2 separate regions of the Mus musculus genome follow, and region 2 is linked to region 1. Evidence: chromatin loops called from intact Hi-C (ENCODE). Cell type or tissue: left cerebral cortex. All regions are shown on one strand.

Region 1 (8,000 bases):
CGAAAAGCACCTTTACCTGTGGATGCTTCGTGTAGAACAGGCTTGCCTTGAACTTGCTGTGTAGCAGAAGCTGGACTTTAATTCCTAATCCTCCTGCCTCCACCTCCCATGTGCTGGGATTGGCAGCATGTCCTGCCATGCCCAGCTTTGTGAAACATTTTGCCAAACTCTTCTGTCACTGTGTTATTTCATCAGGGGGCTGGAAAAGTGGTATTGTCTCTCACACTGAATACAGACATTGTTTTTCCTTTGTTGACGGAAAAAAATCTCATATTAGCATTAATTGCCAGTGGGTTGCACATATTTAGATGTTTACTGACTGTCAGAAGTTTTGTCTTTTGAAGTTCTAGCTCATACCTTAGCATAGTTTCCTGATCACTGTGTAAAGCACCTTTGTATGTCTGATGCCTGTTGTGTGACCTGGCACACAGAGGTCACCCAGTGTTTGTTGAACCTCCCCATGGCTACATAGGTGTTTATTTATATAAGACATGAGTCCAGGTCATAGATTTGAATCCCAACTCTAACAAGAACTTGAAATGAACTTGTTGGGAGTCTAGAGGTGCAGTCTCAGAAGAGACCACACATATGTCTGTTTCTCTGCCCAGTATGGTAAGGGGAAGAGCTGCTCTTCACTTTCCTGAAGAACAGACTTCAGGAGGCAGGAGAGTCGGGTGGAAAGTGAGTCCAGAATGGCTTTACATAAAAGCTGTGAAGTTAGCAAGCAAGGGAAGCCTATCGACAAAGGAGAAAGCTGGAAAGAAAGTCCAGCTTGGGCTAACCACTGGCCCAGGGGCAGAGGCAATTCTGCGTGTCTGTAGGTGACCTGTGGCTCACCTACTAAAACACAGTTGAGTGGGAGTTAAGATGACACAAGGCATGGGTGCTTGAAGTTGTGCCTAGAACACCGCGTAACAGGCTGAGAATGTCTGAGGATCCAAGGCTATTTGAATGAGCTCCAAAGCTCAGAATGGCATAGAAGCCCCATCCTTTGAACAATAAGGCAGTTGAGTTTCTAGACCTTGTGCGGTTCTGATCTGCTTCTTCCCTTGGAGTATATATTTTCTCAATAAAGTCCTCTGTTTTGCTTGCTACCACTCAATGTCCCTGTTCGGTTCCTTGTTCTGGAATACAAGAACACTTCCCACTGACCCCCAACATCTACCAACATCAACAGGTTGACCAGTCCTTCAAATTTCCTCTCTCTAATGTCTTTCAGAAACCTACTACCCATCATGCACTAGGCATGTCCATCCTGTAGACCACGAGGAGTGCTAAGAATGTGGTCCAACACAAAATTGTCAGCCTAGTTGAGACATCATAAGGCATGTTTATATTTTTTCATAATTTCACGATGAGGTTCTCAAGTGTGAGCTTTGAGACGGGCAGTGTTCTATTGCAATGTCAAAGGGCTGGATGCACCTGTTAGTACATCCCAGAGCAATGAAAACTCCTTAGTTCTTTATGTAATGTTAGGAAAACTGAATTTTTTTTTAATCAAAATCTCACTAGATCATGTTTTTTTAAAAAAACTTGGCTAATCCACGATATACAGAAAAAAACAAAAAGCCTTAAAGAAAACATTTGAAAAGCCTCCTTAATGTAACAGAGTTTTAGGTATGGTGATAGAGACTCTGGGGCTTGAAAGTCATTGAGGATGAGGCCTGTCCTTTACAATCACTTATGGGCCCTGTGTCTCTGGTAATACTAATTTTAAGAAGGAGGAAAGATTCCCAATTGCCCCTCAAGATTTAAAGCTGTACGGAAGGTCGGAAGGTCCAGGTGGCTGTGCATCAGTGAGTCCCGTTCTGAGCAGCTCATTTCCTCTGGGTAAATATGGCTATTTTTATAGATGCTTTTCTTTCATTCTTATGGGTCTACCCCACTACATGATTTTTGGCCAACAGAATGGGATCTCAGTCTTATCTCTGGCTTGGGAGGAATTGGGGCTTTCTAGTAAAGAATAGAGACAAACCATTGTCCCTCCCCCTGAAGAGTGAACCCAAATGGGCCTGTCAATCACCCGGACAGTGAAATATGTTTCATAAATGCTTGAGAGTAGTATAAAGCCTTCATACGCACACCTGTTCACTGTCGACTACCACATTATGCATTTTTTCCTTCACAGTGGTCTCTCTGGCCACTGGCCACTCTTGTCCCTTGTCTCTTTGTGATAATCTCTACTTGTCATCTGTTCTGTACCCCACTTCATGTCTCATATGAATTCATTCAACAGAGAAAGCAAGGCCATGGAGCTGAAAGGAACCCCCTGTGAGATCTCATAGCAATACAATCTGTAACACTCACTCCGATCAGCCTTTGATTTTCATGTCCACCCCGCATACACTCGCATTTTTTCCCTCTCCATTTTAATGTAAGGTTCCCAGTAGCTTCTGATGCCAAGGGTTCCCAGTTGTGGAACTCACCCTGACAGAAGTGCTGAACACCACAGTGTAAGAGCCTGGGGTGGTAAGGCAGCCTGGGGTGGCAGAGAGGTTGAGTGTGGGGGTGGGGGTGGCAGGGAGGTAGAGTGTGGGGGTGGGGACCCCAAGAGTCATGTAAGCCTCTATGCAATAGACATCAGTCATTCACATGAACCTGTGGGGAAGAACAAAAATTGCTTTATTTTTTATTTCTGTGAGTCTATTCATTAGAAGGTATGCAGTTATGCAGGAACACCTTCTTGAGATAAAAAAGAGACATTACTATGTTGAGTGCACAGATTTTAAAATGATGTAAGCTTTTGGGATTGTTAAGCTGCAAGATTTTTTTGTTTGTTTTGATATGGCATTGGCTTCATTTCCCACAAGGAGCAGAAGGAGATGGACTTCCCAACCGCAAGATGATGTGCACTTTGAGTTTTGCTTTTGTTCATGAAATCCATCTCGGCCCTTTACTGTCTGTTATTCTGTCCTTTGGACAGTCTTTCTGATCTTCATATTTCTGCCATCTTCTCCATTTCTCTGCAGTCAGACCCACCCATGTGTTCTGGGAAAGACTTGGCTCAAGAACAGATGAGCTTCCAGCTGTATTCCTTAGGAAACACAATAGTGGCAGTGACGTTTGGGGCTGTCAAGTAGATTTCTATGTTTCATGTGAACAAGAAGAGCTACATATAAACTACAGGTGACCTTAGCACTAAATACAACATCTGCTTCAGGCTAGTGACTGGGCAGTTGTTACAGCCTCACTGCCACTGCACCAGGTGAGACAGACACCACCCAACTTCCCTCCTACTGAGGCTTTAGACCTATACATCAAAGTTTCCAAACCTTGTCCTCTAAGAACCAAGTCGGTCATGTGATCCAGAGTGTTCTGGGTACCACCCAAGCCTTGATTCAGGGGCCTACCTGCCTTCCCCTCCCTGGGCCTCATGGCAGTTGGAGGCCAGCCAGCAGGTGACAGTGGCAATCTATGAAGCATCTCTAGTGGCTCGGAGGCCCCTTGCAATAAGAGAGAACTTGCCCAAATGTGATTTCGCTGTTGTAAATTCTGCCCCAATTATAGCCTGACTTCCTCCCTCTCAGGAAGCATTTCATAAGCATCGAGGCATTCTGTCTGATAAAGTCGTTCTTTGCCCACATGAAAGGACTCTGCTCTCTGTGGAGAAATCTCAAGCCTGCTGAAGAGCAGTTGTCTGGGGCGACGACCACAGCTTGTGTGTTTGGTTGGGCTACGGGTCCAAGAGCTGCCTTTCTTCCTAACTCTGTCACTTCATAAATCACAACAGGACTCTTGGGTTTCCAGAGCAAAATGTGGGGTAGAGAGCCCTGGGGTTCTGCTGGGGACCCCAGAAACCACAGGCTGCTTACAGAGCAAAGCCCCAGTGTATCTGAGCACCCAGCGCTCCTTGGACCTCATCTCAGAACAGGAAAGTGTTGACTGAAAATGTGTCTGGGGAAGGGTCGATCCTGCTCACTGACACAATCTGGTCCGTACCAGGTATCTATCACCGCCTTCAAACAAGGATATATTTGTAGTATCTGATTTATTTTCAGGGTTGTAGTTTTAGTAAAATTTTATTAAGAAGTAATACGGCATCCAAAAGCTAGTTTGCACTCAATAGTTACCTTCCTAGTTCTGATGTCTTTCTAGATTTTGAAGAATATTAATGCATTTGCACAAAACATTATTTTTCACTCCTGAAACTGGATCACTGACACGTTGCAGTATTTGTGCCCTCCAGGAGAGGTCTCCCCTGACAGTGACAGGCACTTGCTCCCAGGGAGAACCCAGTACACATGAGATGCTTTCCAACTTTGTATTTATGAGTCCAGTTACTTCGATAAACTGTGCTTGGAATACTATGCCCAAATCAGACGTTCTCCTCTTGCTCTCAGTGACGCGAATAACACAATCCCCTGTGTTTGTAGATTTCTCTTAGCAGAGGAGGAAACTTGAAAGAAGTGTCCCAAAGTCCCCTCCCAGCTTCTACTCCTTCAGAAATATTTCTGGTCTTCTTTTGTTCTTTCAAATGTCCCTTTGGACGAGATGTTCACTGAAGCGTTATGTGCCTCACTGGAGACTGATGTACATCGCTAACAACGACAGAACCTCCTTTGGGAGCGTCCAGGACGACTGGGCAAGGTAAACCGTTCCAGGAAGGCGCTCCTTTCCTGCGGGCTCCTGAGGTCTGTGCCATGTATCTTTGGTTACGCTGCTCAGATCTGATGAGGAGAGAAAGGGTCAGGGTGGGGCAGCAGCAGCTGCCGCCTCTCACAGGGCCACAAAGCAAAGAACAGGAAGCTCTGGCAGGGCAGGGTTCCCCACAAGCTCCTTGAAGGCTGGCAGCTCCTCTTTGGAGCCCGACTTCCCTTCATCGCTGTCTCCTTTACTTCCTCTTTCTACCAAAACACTAACGACATTTTACCACAAGGGGGCAGTGCAGGGGAAGAAACCAATCATCTGACTTGGTGCGTCCTTAGGGAAATTATTCTGTCAGGAGCTTGATCTTTTCTGTCCTCCTTCCTCCCTCCTTACAGATAATTCTATATTCAAGCCAGAGTTTCCATGAAGAAGTCGTCAGTCCCACAGCTTACCTAACAGGGTCCTGCGACATGCGTTCTGAAATAGGCTTGCATTTGATTAAGATTGATTGATTTGATTTGCCTCTTTTGGATACAAGACATAAAGCAATTATGATTATGAGGTATTTTTTAGAATTATCTGTTTCAGGCACTATTGTAAGGATATGCAGAGTAAGGAGGCCTCTGAATGTAAAATCCATTCTCTGTATACATATATATCATTTGACCAAGTCCCCCAGTTAGTGGGAGTTAGACCCCCTAAGTTGGCACAGCTGGGTGTTTCCTGAGGACTTTAGCTATAGGATATGGAGGTGACATTATGATCTCTAAGTGGCTGGCTTATGACAGGGGCTAGACTTTCGCACTGGTTGTAAATGTCTTATTGTTCCAATTGTGCTGGCAAAGAGAATACGTTATGACCACAGCTCAGCCATAAAAGCAAACTGTCACTATTACTTAGACCTTAAGGAGCACTACGGGGGCTCCCTGGGAATTTATAGAAAATGGATAAAATCAGGTTTGCAAGGCTATTTTTAGATAAGAAGGCGCCAGGAGCAACTAAGGATCTGGCCTTTGTTCTACCGAAAGAAGCCTGGATAGACTGACCAAGGACCTCACCAGGGAGGAATCCCCAGAAAAGCAACAGGAAATATTTGAAAGACACAGCAGGGTTGCTTGGATGCCCTAGTAGAGCAGGGTTTCCCTAGTATCTAATCCGCCATCAAAGATTCACTAAAACTGAAAGGAAAGGAAGTGCTTAGAATAGCAGAGGAGTCAGGGAAGGCCAGGTCTGCACAGTTTGCAGAAGGGAGGGAGCGTGCTTCAGCAGGCACTGAGGTTAGTCCTACGCTTATGTGCAGGACCATCCATAAGAGTACATCTCAGCCTGAGGAAAGGACAACACTGAGTACAGAGCTCAATCATCGCCCCCCCCTAGCATTCTGTGAGGAAGTGGATTTTGAGTGTAGCTGGTGTGATTGACAGCCACCGGGCCGTGTCTGGGTCTGGATCCTTTACTATATCACCGGCTCTGGGGATAGGGTGTGCACCCAGAACAAAGTAAAGAAAAGCAGGATTTAGCTCTGCCTCTGAGTGTTGAGTATAATTTGTATTTTTCCTCCCTGCTCATATGGCTCTTGCTCTGGGGCTGTGTCCTGGGTCCCTTCAGCCCAGCTCTACTGTGAGTTCCCAAGGGAGCCTGATATCAGTAGAATGAAGCCATTAGGCAGATAGATTGAGTTTTGCCACCAAAAACTTGGGAATAAGGAGATCCATATATAGTTTAATGGCAGGTTAGTTAGCATTGTATCTAAACTCCATCCCCACAGTTACCTGGCAACAGCCAGTTAGGCCTGACCTACTATAGAAGGGGCTGCTTGCCCCCCTCCTCCCTCTCTTACTCTTGCTTACTGCTTGCTTCTCTCTTGCCATCTTGGGCTCTTCCCTTCCCCCTCTCTCCACATGCCCATGGCCATGGCCAGCTTCTACTTCTTTACTCTCTCCCTCTCTCTGCCTTTCTCTGCCTCTACTACCCTCTTAACTCCCCTTCCCATGCCCTGAATAAACTCTATTCTATACTATACTATTGTGTGGCTGGTCCCTCATGGGGAAGGGATGCCTCAGTATGGGCCCACTGAGACATCCCACCTCAGTCACCACAAGAGATCCACGCTTGCTAGCCCAGAACTGGTAAGCCCCCATCCCTTCCCATCTGCATGGTCCCAGGGGAGAGTTCCTGAGCTCGGAGCTACCCCTGTGTTGTCCTTGAGGATGGAAGACATTCAGTTTTTCCCTGACCCTCGTTTTAGGACTTTTTCCCTTGGGTGAGATTTCCCTCTCCTTGTAGACAGTTTCTCGAAGCTGAGAAATTCCTGGGTTTGGATGAACTGGCTCAAGAGCACAGGCTCTGAGCGTTAGCCCCCAGCCATCACAAGTCGACCTGGTGGTCTGGCCTGTGCTAGAATCTCTCTTAGGTTGTTAATGTCCTCAGGACACTGGTAGGGGCAGCTAATAACCCTATTCTCTCGCCCAGGGGTCAGTATTTCTCTGCCTGGTCCCTACTTAATGGGATGTCTTGGTCTAAAACAATATCTCTACATCAACACTAAACTGGCACTTTCTTGCTAATGATCCATGTGGCAAACTTTCCCCTCCCCCTCTCTCATTTGCAGCCTGCTGCAACTACTAGTCCAGCCAGTTTGCCTGAAAGGCAGGTCTGGCTCTGTCTCCTGCCAGGGACTCTGCTGCCCTCCCCCACTCTTACTCTCAGCTCTGAGTCTGTCTCACTGTCTTCCTCAGCCCGCTCACACTCCACCAATCCCTGATCATGTGTCTATCTCCCCACCTTCCTGCACACTCAAGGGGTTCCCTCCCTTTCTCCCTTTCTCCTTCTCTTTCCCTCTCCCTCTCTGCTGGGGGTTTGTAAAGTAAAGGCTAGCAGTGCCACACGCCACAAGTGACAGCTGCCACAAGTGACTGCTGAGAGCACTGGGCCACATAGGAAGTCCTGCCTCATGACTTCCAACAGCAAGCAGGAAGTCTGGCCCTGTGCTCATCAAATTAAACACACGATTCCTGCTGCCAGTGCAGTCTACAGCCATCACCTTCAACAGTGGGAGCGCACAAGTCATTATTGTGGTTCCTAAAGATCGATCAATAGTCCACCTGACTTTAGCTCTATAGACCAAAGTGCGCCAGCCAGCCCCTAGCTTCACAGTTTAGCAATTCCCATGCCTGACAGCCAGCTTAAGATTTTCATTTCTATCCTGTTTTAATATGATTTTTACTACTGTCATTAAATCCTATTCAGTTATAACCAATCAGTATAGCCCTCAATCCTGTCAGAAGTTTGCTAATTATTAAGTTTACAACAGGGAGAATCCTCAAAGCCTTTAACAGTTGGCTCAGGATGGTAGATAGTTTCAGAAGAGTGGACACAGATACACGATACTGCCTTGATTGTGATATGATAAT
Region 2 (8,000 bases), 340 kb after region 1:
GGCTAGTTAAATGCATCTCAAAAAAAAAAAAGGTACAAATAAATATCCACATATTTTATAATGAATTACATGTGATAAAATGCCATGTACCTATTTATGCTAATTTTTATCATCTTAGAAATGTCAAATGATTATATACTTAAGGAGGCAGAGTTTACTACTGACATTAACTGAGAGATATGTTCTGACAGTCAAATCTCCACATAAAAGATACTTTGTTTCCCGAGAAATAGTGACCCATCCACAAAAGAACACAGAATCCCCATACAACATCACCACCATCTTCCATTATAACAACCCATGATTCTTATCAAAGGAATGAAGGAAGAGGGTGTTGAGGCTGCACAGCATAAGTCTGCGGGATCAGTATCTACCAGCATTCTCCTCAATATAAGATTAATGCAAAACACCTAAGAAAAGTCATCAGACAAAAACCCAGTGTTAAAACACATCTTGAAGCCGGGCGTGGTGGCGCGTGTCTTTGATCCCAGCACTTGGGAGGCAGAGGCAGGTGGATTTCTGAGTTCGAGGCCAGCCTGCTCTACAAAGTGAGTTCCAGGACAGCCAGGGCTACACAGAGAAACCCTGTCTCGAAAAACCCCCCAAAAAAAGGAAAAAAAGGAAAAAACAAACAAACAAACAAACAAACACATCTTGAGCTAGTAAAGACCAGAGAATGACCTCCATAGGCCCATATGTTTAACTACTTGGTCCCCAGTTGGTGGCGTTGGTTGGTAAAGACTTGGGAGGTGTGGCTTTGTTGGAGGAGATGTGTCACTGGGCAAGGGCTTTGTGGTTTCAAAGCAACCTCCTCATTGCCAGTGTGCCCCTCTCTGCCTCCCGCTTGAGAATCTGTGAGCTCTCAGCTGCTGCTCCAGCCATTTGTTCTCATTTGCTCTGTCATCATACTAACCACCCAAACTAACTGTCTGGATCCATAAAGCCAAACTAAAGTCTTCCTTTTACAAGTTGCCTTGGTCATGATGTCTTTATTATAGCATCAGGAAAAAAACTAATATAGCAGCTGCTATCAGGAAATGAGCTATTGCTGTGACAAGCCTGACCATGCCATTTTTGTTGTTTTTGTTTTGGGAAGATGTGGAAGACTTCAGGACATTGGATGAGAAAAGCAGTTGAATGCTATAAGCAAAGCTTAAGCTCCTATTTTCTAAGCAGGAACATAAAAAGAAGGCAGACGTACTGAGAAAAATGTGGATTATGGAGCCCCAGCTCAAGAAGTTTTAGAGGGGAAAAAATATTAGCAGCTCATCTCAGACTACTTTCATGGAATTTTGGCAAATAAATAAATAAATAACGTGGCTGCCTTTAAACCTTGTCCTAAAACTCAGCCTGAGGCTAAGTTGAAAAGTAATAGACTAATTTCTTTGGCAGTGAAGATTTCAAGACAGCCTCATATTGACTCTGTCACATAGTTATTCATAATCACTCTTATGCAGGTCTACAATGAAAAAGATCAAGTAGGGCAAATGAAATACAAAATGTACAACTTGAAGGGAAACCCGGAAATGTAGTGCTGGAATCAAGGCTTGTTCTGAAGGAGATAAGGAGATCAAGCACTGGCATACAGGAGGCACACTGAGGTAAGACCTCAGTCAAATAAGCCTCCAAGTTGTGAAAAGAAAAAGCCCAAGGAATTTAAAGGCAACAACAAATTAAAGCTGCAGTAAATGTGAGGCCAGGCTCCATCCCCAGTGAGCAGCACAATGTGGAGTCACGAAGGATAAAAGAGTAAAAGGATGACAGAAACCCCTCAGCGGTTAAGAAGAACCACTGCAGGCAAGCAGCTGACAGGCGAGTCTCTGCATGGAGACCCTAAGAGGCCATCGTCTGAAGCTCTGTAAATTAAGCCAGAATTGTCTAGGAGATCTCAAGATTTTAGAGGTGCCAGAGCCATGGGATATCTGCCAGAGAGAGTAGAACAGAGGAAATGGAATCAGCCCAAGAATGAGGAGTGTGCTGCAGGCAGAAAGCTGAATGGAGAGAGCCATCCAAGCCCTTTGACCTCAGACATGGAGCTCAGGATTTGGGGTTTTCCCTACTGGGTTTCAGTCTTTCTTCTGGGCCAGTATTTCCTTACTATAGCCTATTCTCCCCCCCCCCTTAAAATTGGAATCCATATTCTAAGCCATTGAATATTGAAAATATTTAAATTTTTTTGATTTCACACAGGCTTACAATTGTGAGATTTCTTTGAGTCCCAGAAGAGACTTAAAACTTTAGATTTTTTTAAACAGTTTAATACCAAAAGGTATTTTTGAAGTTGGACTAGAAGCATTATGCATTATGCAGTATGATATGGCCACAAGTTGGTGAGGCCAGGGAGTGAAATGTGGTGGTTTGAATACTCAAAGTTGGTAAAACTGTTTGGCAAGGCTTAGGAAGTGTAGCCTTGAAATGGGTGTGTCAGTGGAGGTAGGCCTTAAGATTTCATAAACTAGTGCCATTCCTAGAATGCACTCTGCCTCCTGATTATGGATCAAGATCGAAGCGCTTGGCTGCTGCTCTAGCCACTGCCACCATGCCTTTGTTCCACCATCATAGACTCTAACCCTCTAGGACCATAAGCCAAATTAAACTGTCCTTTATGTTGCCTTGGTCATGGGGTCTTATCACAGCACTGAAAGGAAACTAATACAGTCTTTAATAGGAAGAGCATATTCTGGCATAAGGCAATGGATCAAGGCCACAGAGTATCCACAGATCTATGGCTATCCAGCTCAGCCACAACTCATTGTACACCAACTGCATCATGAAGAGAAGCTGAAAGCTAATGTAAGAACCTGCTGAATAATCTTCACACAGCAAATAATTCAAGAGAAACAGAGGCACTTCTTTTCTCTTCCTCTACTATTTCATTCTTTACCAGAAGCTCAAAATGGTCTCTGCTATATAGTACTTTATAAATATCTATTAAATGAATTCAATCGTTTTTATCCATGTCTTTTACTATTCTCTTTAGAACCCAAAATTTAAAAAAAAGAGAGAGAAAGAAAGAAAGAGAGAGAAAGGAAGAAAACATTTCAAGTTGGGTAATTGTTGCAAACCTATACCAAGAAGCTGAGGCAGGAGAATCTCTAGTTCCAGGCAAGCCTTGGCTGCAGAGATCTTTATCTGTACTTAAAAGGCAAATTACTACAACAATAACAAGCGCACACAGAGACATATAAATATTCTTTTCTAAGCATTTTGTAAACATGAGCAAATAATAGAGCAAGCAAAAGAAAAGCAAACTGGCACCCGGCGATGGTTGGTCCCTCCCCTGGGCGTTCCTATGCCAATGCAAAAGTTAAGCACTTGAGTTAATTATCAATCAGGTATCCAGGTATCAGCAGTCCAAAATGCAGATGGAATGATTTGTGGGTCACAGATGGACTGAATCACAAATGAAGCATAAAGTTAACTTTTCTCTATCTGGACTTTAATAAGAAATTAGATTTTTTTTAAATCTTAGGCAGAAATACTTACACAAGATTTCTTGTTTTATTTTGTTTAGTTTTTTAATCTTCAATGTTGTTTATCTTTCCTCTTCTGAAGGTCCTTCTGCAGCGCTTCATCTTAACAAGTCTGAAAAGACCAGCATATCAATCAATTAGAAAAGGTATCCTAACTTTGTTGGTAGAGCAACCGTTTCAAACTAAATTATTTAAACACACCAGGAAACTCTTCAGTATTTGGTCCAATGTTACATTCCTACACCTCAAATAAGACTAAAATAATTTAAGAACCACTTTATATGTAAAAGAAACATAGGAGTCCACGAGGTAGGAGTCAGGATGCTAATGGTGACGTTCTACCTGCGAGGCACACTTAAAAGTGCAGCCTTGAAAGAATGTTTCTACTGACACCGAGTCTGCTGGAAAGAACTGTGCCTTCATTTCCTCTCTACTCTGGGCACCTGGCACATTTTATCACAGGGCACTTGCCTTGCAAACTTTTAAGGCATTTGAGTAATGGGGGGGGGGTGGCATGCTAACTGAGGGGCCATAAAGTGAGAAAGTCAGGTTTGAAACAGTTCTGTTCCAAGGTTCTCAGCTACAAAGTGGGGAAAGGCTTCACCTTTTTGTTACAAACTGTATGAGCGCATATTAAAATAGCACATAGCAGTCATTGCTAAGTCAAATATTCTGACTAACTCATCCACTTTTATACTTGTCAGATTAAATCTGCTTCGTTGTCATGCACGGGATGAAAGCAGCAACGCGAAACCACCTGAAACCTACTTTCTCCGTTCCAGAACCCATGACTGCTCAGAGGAAATTTACAAGAATTCGTCCCCTTTACCGGACATCCCACTGTCAACACCACAACCGATGGGGCGAGGAAGGAAGAAATCTAATATTCCCCGGATGGAAGATAACCCTTGTGGACCTTCCTCTGGCAGGAGAGGTGTCCACTCAGGTATGCCCTACCAGACGAGGGCCGAGCCAACCCGGGGCGCTCGGCCCTGCCCACCCCGCCAGGTCCGCGCGCCCGCCCCCCCCGCCCGCAACCCCAGCACCCGGCTGTCAGGGCCTGCTAGGCCTCCACCTTAACCTCCGACCTCCGACCTCCGACCCCCAGGCCCGCGCCACAGCCGCGACCCCGCAAACCTTCCAGACTCACCCGGAAAGGCGCTGCCCACCTCGCCACCTCCCAGCCCTCACCGCGCGCAGCCTCTCGAGCTCCTCTCACTTGACAGCACAACAGCCCCGAGTCGGGACCTCCGCTGATGCTTACACCCTCAGCCTGTAGCACGTCCAGCTCGGCCCGCCGCCTCGGACACCCATGGGGCGGAGGAGTAGAGCCGAGGCAGGAGTGGAGGCCAGCGGCACCGCAGCTGCGTCAACTGGCAGCGTATCACGTCAAGGCGCCAGCGCCTCCGTGTACGCCACTCTGGCCCCGCCCAAGAACCGAGTTAGCCCCGCCCCTCACTGGCACCAGGCCCGAACGGAGAAGCGCCGCTTGGGCCGGGGGCGGGGCCGGGGCGGGGCGGGCCGGGGCGGAGGCGGGGCCTTGGAAGGCCGGGGCAGAGGACAGGGCTTAGGCCCTAGGGATGAGATCTAGGTCAATGGGGCAAAGCCTGAGCTTCAGGACCAAACTAAAGACTAAAGTTGGAACCTGTGCCTAGAGGCGAATCCTGTTTTTACAAGAGAACAGGCCTGAGCAGAGGGGCGGGGCCATGTCCACAGGGCGTAGCCTAGTCTGAGAGACACAGGTCACTACTGATTTGAAAACTACCTTGTTCCAGATTCCAATTGTGGCGTGGGGGTTGTAAACATCGTCCTGATAATGTAGACAGTATAATCAACGTAGGAAAAGGAAGCCAGAAAAAGGAGAGTCTGCTAGCTATGGCATGCATCTCACAGAAGATGCATTTGATGTATGAAACACTGACCTAGGAAATTAACCAAATATTTTAATTTTTCACAAATTAAAACCTAAGGCTCAGGAAGTTGAAGTACTTTGTCAGTTTAGAGATCTAGGATTTGAGCCCCAGCGCCACAGCTTCCAGTACATTCTCTACACTACCTGTCAATATCTAAGCCTCTGGTTCTAAGAGTTCAGGTCACTCAACATTTCCACTTGGGGGTGGGAGCATCCACTTTTAAACAGATGTGAAGCCAGATATAATAAATAAATAAATAAAGTCTTAGCAAGAGTTCTTTGAACTAGAAGTGACTGAGATATGATTCAGTTTCCCCAAAACAAAACAAAACTGAAACTAAATTGCTCCAGAGATAAGAAGATCTTAGGATAGCAAGAAGAGAAGTATAATTCACAGCAGACTTCCTCTACAGTGAGTGAGGAATTGGAGAATCTGAACACTTACTTGTCTCCTTTCTTCTTATCCCCTGAGGAAGAGCCACCCTGAGCTACAGGTGTAAAAGAGATGACATCTTCAAGATGAGTTATTCATCGTAGAGCTTTTCTATTCCAAGGGCCTCTAACCCTGGGAAGATGATTAAGCAAAGAGTTCAGGGTGGCTCAGGAAATTTACATAGCAACACTTCCTGGCTCTTGAACCTTCCCCCTACTTTGACTTTTCACCAGCATGTGAAAAATGCAGATGGTGTCAGAAAAAGAAAAAGAAAAAAAAACTGCCTCCAGCAAATACAATGTGAACTTCTCTAGCTGGACATAGCTAAAGTATGCATAGCATCCCAGCACATTGGAAAAGCCTGGGTTTGAGACCAATAGAGAAACTTCTGGACCAGCCTGAGCTACATCAAAAAGAAAAAAAAAAAAAAGAATTTCATAACAAAAACCAGGTAATGATATTTTGTGCTATAACTTTTTTTCTTTGAAATCACAGCCAGTTCACAGGAAGTAGCAGTCATACAAAATGTTCTTTTCCACTCCCTCTGATGGTTCTGCCTTATATGAGTATAGTACAATATGAAAACATACTTTACGCTGGTATGATGTGGCTCTATGCCACTTTGTCACGTCTAAGTTCATGTAACCATCACAGCACATCATACAGAGATTTCCTTCCTACTGTTCTTTATGGTCATTTCCCACTCTTTCTCAAGGCCTATCCCTAATCCCTGGTGTGCTGGATAGTTTTAGGTTAACTTGACACAAGCTAAAGTCATCTGAGAGGAGGGAACCTTAATTATAAAAATGCCTACATAAAATCTGGCTGTAGGCAAGTCTATAGGACATTTTCTTAGTAGTGATTGATGGGAGAGGGCTCAGCCCTTGTAGGTGGTGCTATCCCTGTTGGGTCCTGGGCTCTATAAGAAAGCAGGCTGAACACGCCACGGGAAGCAATCCAGTAAGCAGCACCCCTCCATGGCCTCTGCATCAGCTCCTGCCTACAGGTTCCTGCCCTGCTTGAGTTCCTGCCCACTATTGTCTTAGTCAGGGTTTCTATTCCTGCACAAACATCATGACCAAGAAGCAAGTTGGGAAGGAAAGGGTTTATTCAGCTTACATTTCCACATCGCTGTTCATCACCAAAGGAAGTCAGGACTGGAACTCAAGCAGGTCAGGAAGCAGGAGCTGATGCAGAGGCCACGGAGGAATGTTCCTTCCTGGCTTGCTTCCCCTGGCTTGCCCAGCCTGCTTTCTTATAGAACCAAGACTACCAGCCCAAAGATGGTCCCACCCACAAGGGGCCCTTCCCGCCTTGATCACTAATTGAGAAAATGCCCCACAGCTGGCTCTCATGGAGGCATTTCCTCAACTGAAGCTCCTTTCTCTGTGATAACTCCAGCTGTGTCAAGTTAACACAAAAACAGCCAGTACACCAATGCTTTTGGTGTTATGTGATGTTTGACCGAACTGTGAATGAAGTTAACCCTTTCCTCCCCAGGCTACTTTTAGTCATGGTGTTTCATTACAGCAAGAGAAACCCTAAGACACCTGACAACCACTCTCTGGGTCCTTGTGACTATGCAGAAAAATTTGACGACCAATGTGTCCATCAAAAAGGAAAAGACCAAGACCATAAGCACGCTCAGCACTTACGTCCTTCAAGCTGTCAATTTATGGCCGACCACTGATCGGGAGATCAAGTAAGTTTCAACACTAGTGACCTCACAGGGAAGACTTCCACATGATTTGTCTCCCTAGAGACAAATCCAAGTGATCAACCCTCACAAGCCAGGATGAGGATGCTTTGGGCCCTGTCAGTTTCACATAAACTTTGGTGAGAAACTGAATAGCACAGATCATAAAGATGCCACCAGAAATGTTTTCTACTGCCTTGGGAAGCTGGGGCAGGAGGATTGTCCAGAGATCAAGGTCAGCCTGGGCTACAAAGTGAGTTTCAGATGAGCTTGTGCTATAGAGTGGGATCCTGTCCCAGCACTCCCCCCAAATAGAGAAGTAAATGGCACCATGCCAGAGGGGGGTAGATCAAAATTAGGCACTCATGAAAATGCCATATGGTAACCTGCCAGTTTGTAAACTATACAAAAAAAAAAATTAAGGAAAAGAAGAAAATAGAGAAGAGGAAAGAGATGAGGGGTGGGAATGTGGGTGGGAATATTATA

Evidence for each region. A loop is a pair of places that touch in the nucleus more often than their neighbours do. Peaks named below come from ENCODE experiments on the same cell type or tissue, not always from the same donor. Only the 100,000 strongest peaks of a DNase experiment are listed, where the experiment ranks them.
Region 2: a loop joins it to region 1, with 2.8 times the contacts of the local background. A loop is called at or near these places in 3 of 42 quality-filtered maps.

Annotation. Positions count from the first base shown.
Region 1 is chr3:37,200,989-37,208,988 of GRCm38, reverse strand. No RefSeq gene overlaps it. Among named protein-coding and RNA genes, the nearest start is that of Gm36168, 19 kb to the left of the region's middle. In left cerebral cortex, CTCF peaks have their summits at 4,183 and 4,873 (motif pointing right); DNase peaks (open chromatin) are centred at 4,263, 4,865 and 7,284; H3K4me3 peaks cover 576 bases.
Region 2 is chr3:36,859,972-36,867,971 of GRCm38, reverse strand. 4932438A13Rik (RIKEN cDNA 4932438A13 gene) reads right to left here and starts at 4,866. Exons shown (of 86, transcript NM_172679.2): 1 at 4,624-4,866; 2 at 3,487-3,585. In left cerebral cortex, no CTCF peak of the experiment used is centred here; DNase peaks (open chromatin) are centred at 4,330 and 4,894; H3K4me3 peaks cover 1,652 bases; H3K27ac peaks cover 1,437 bases.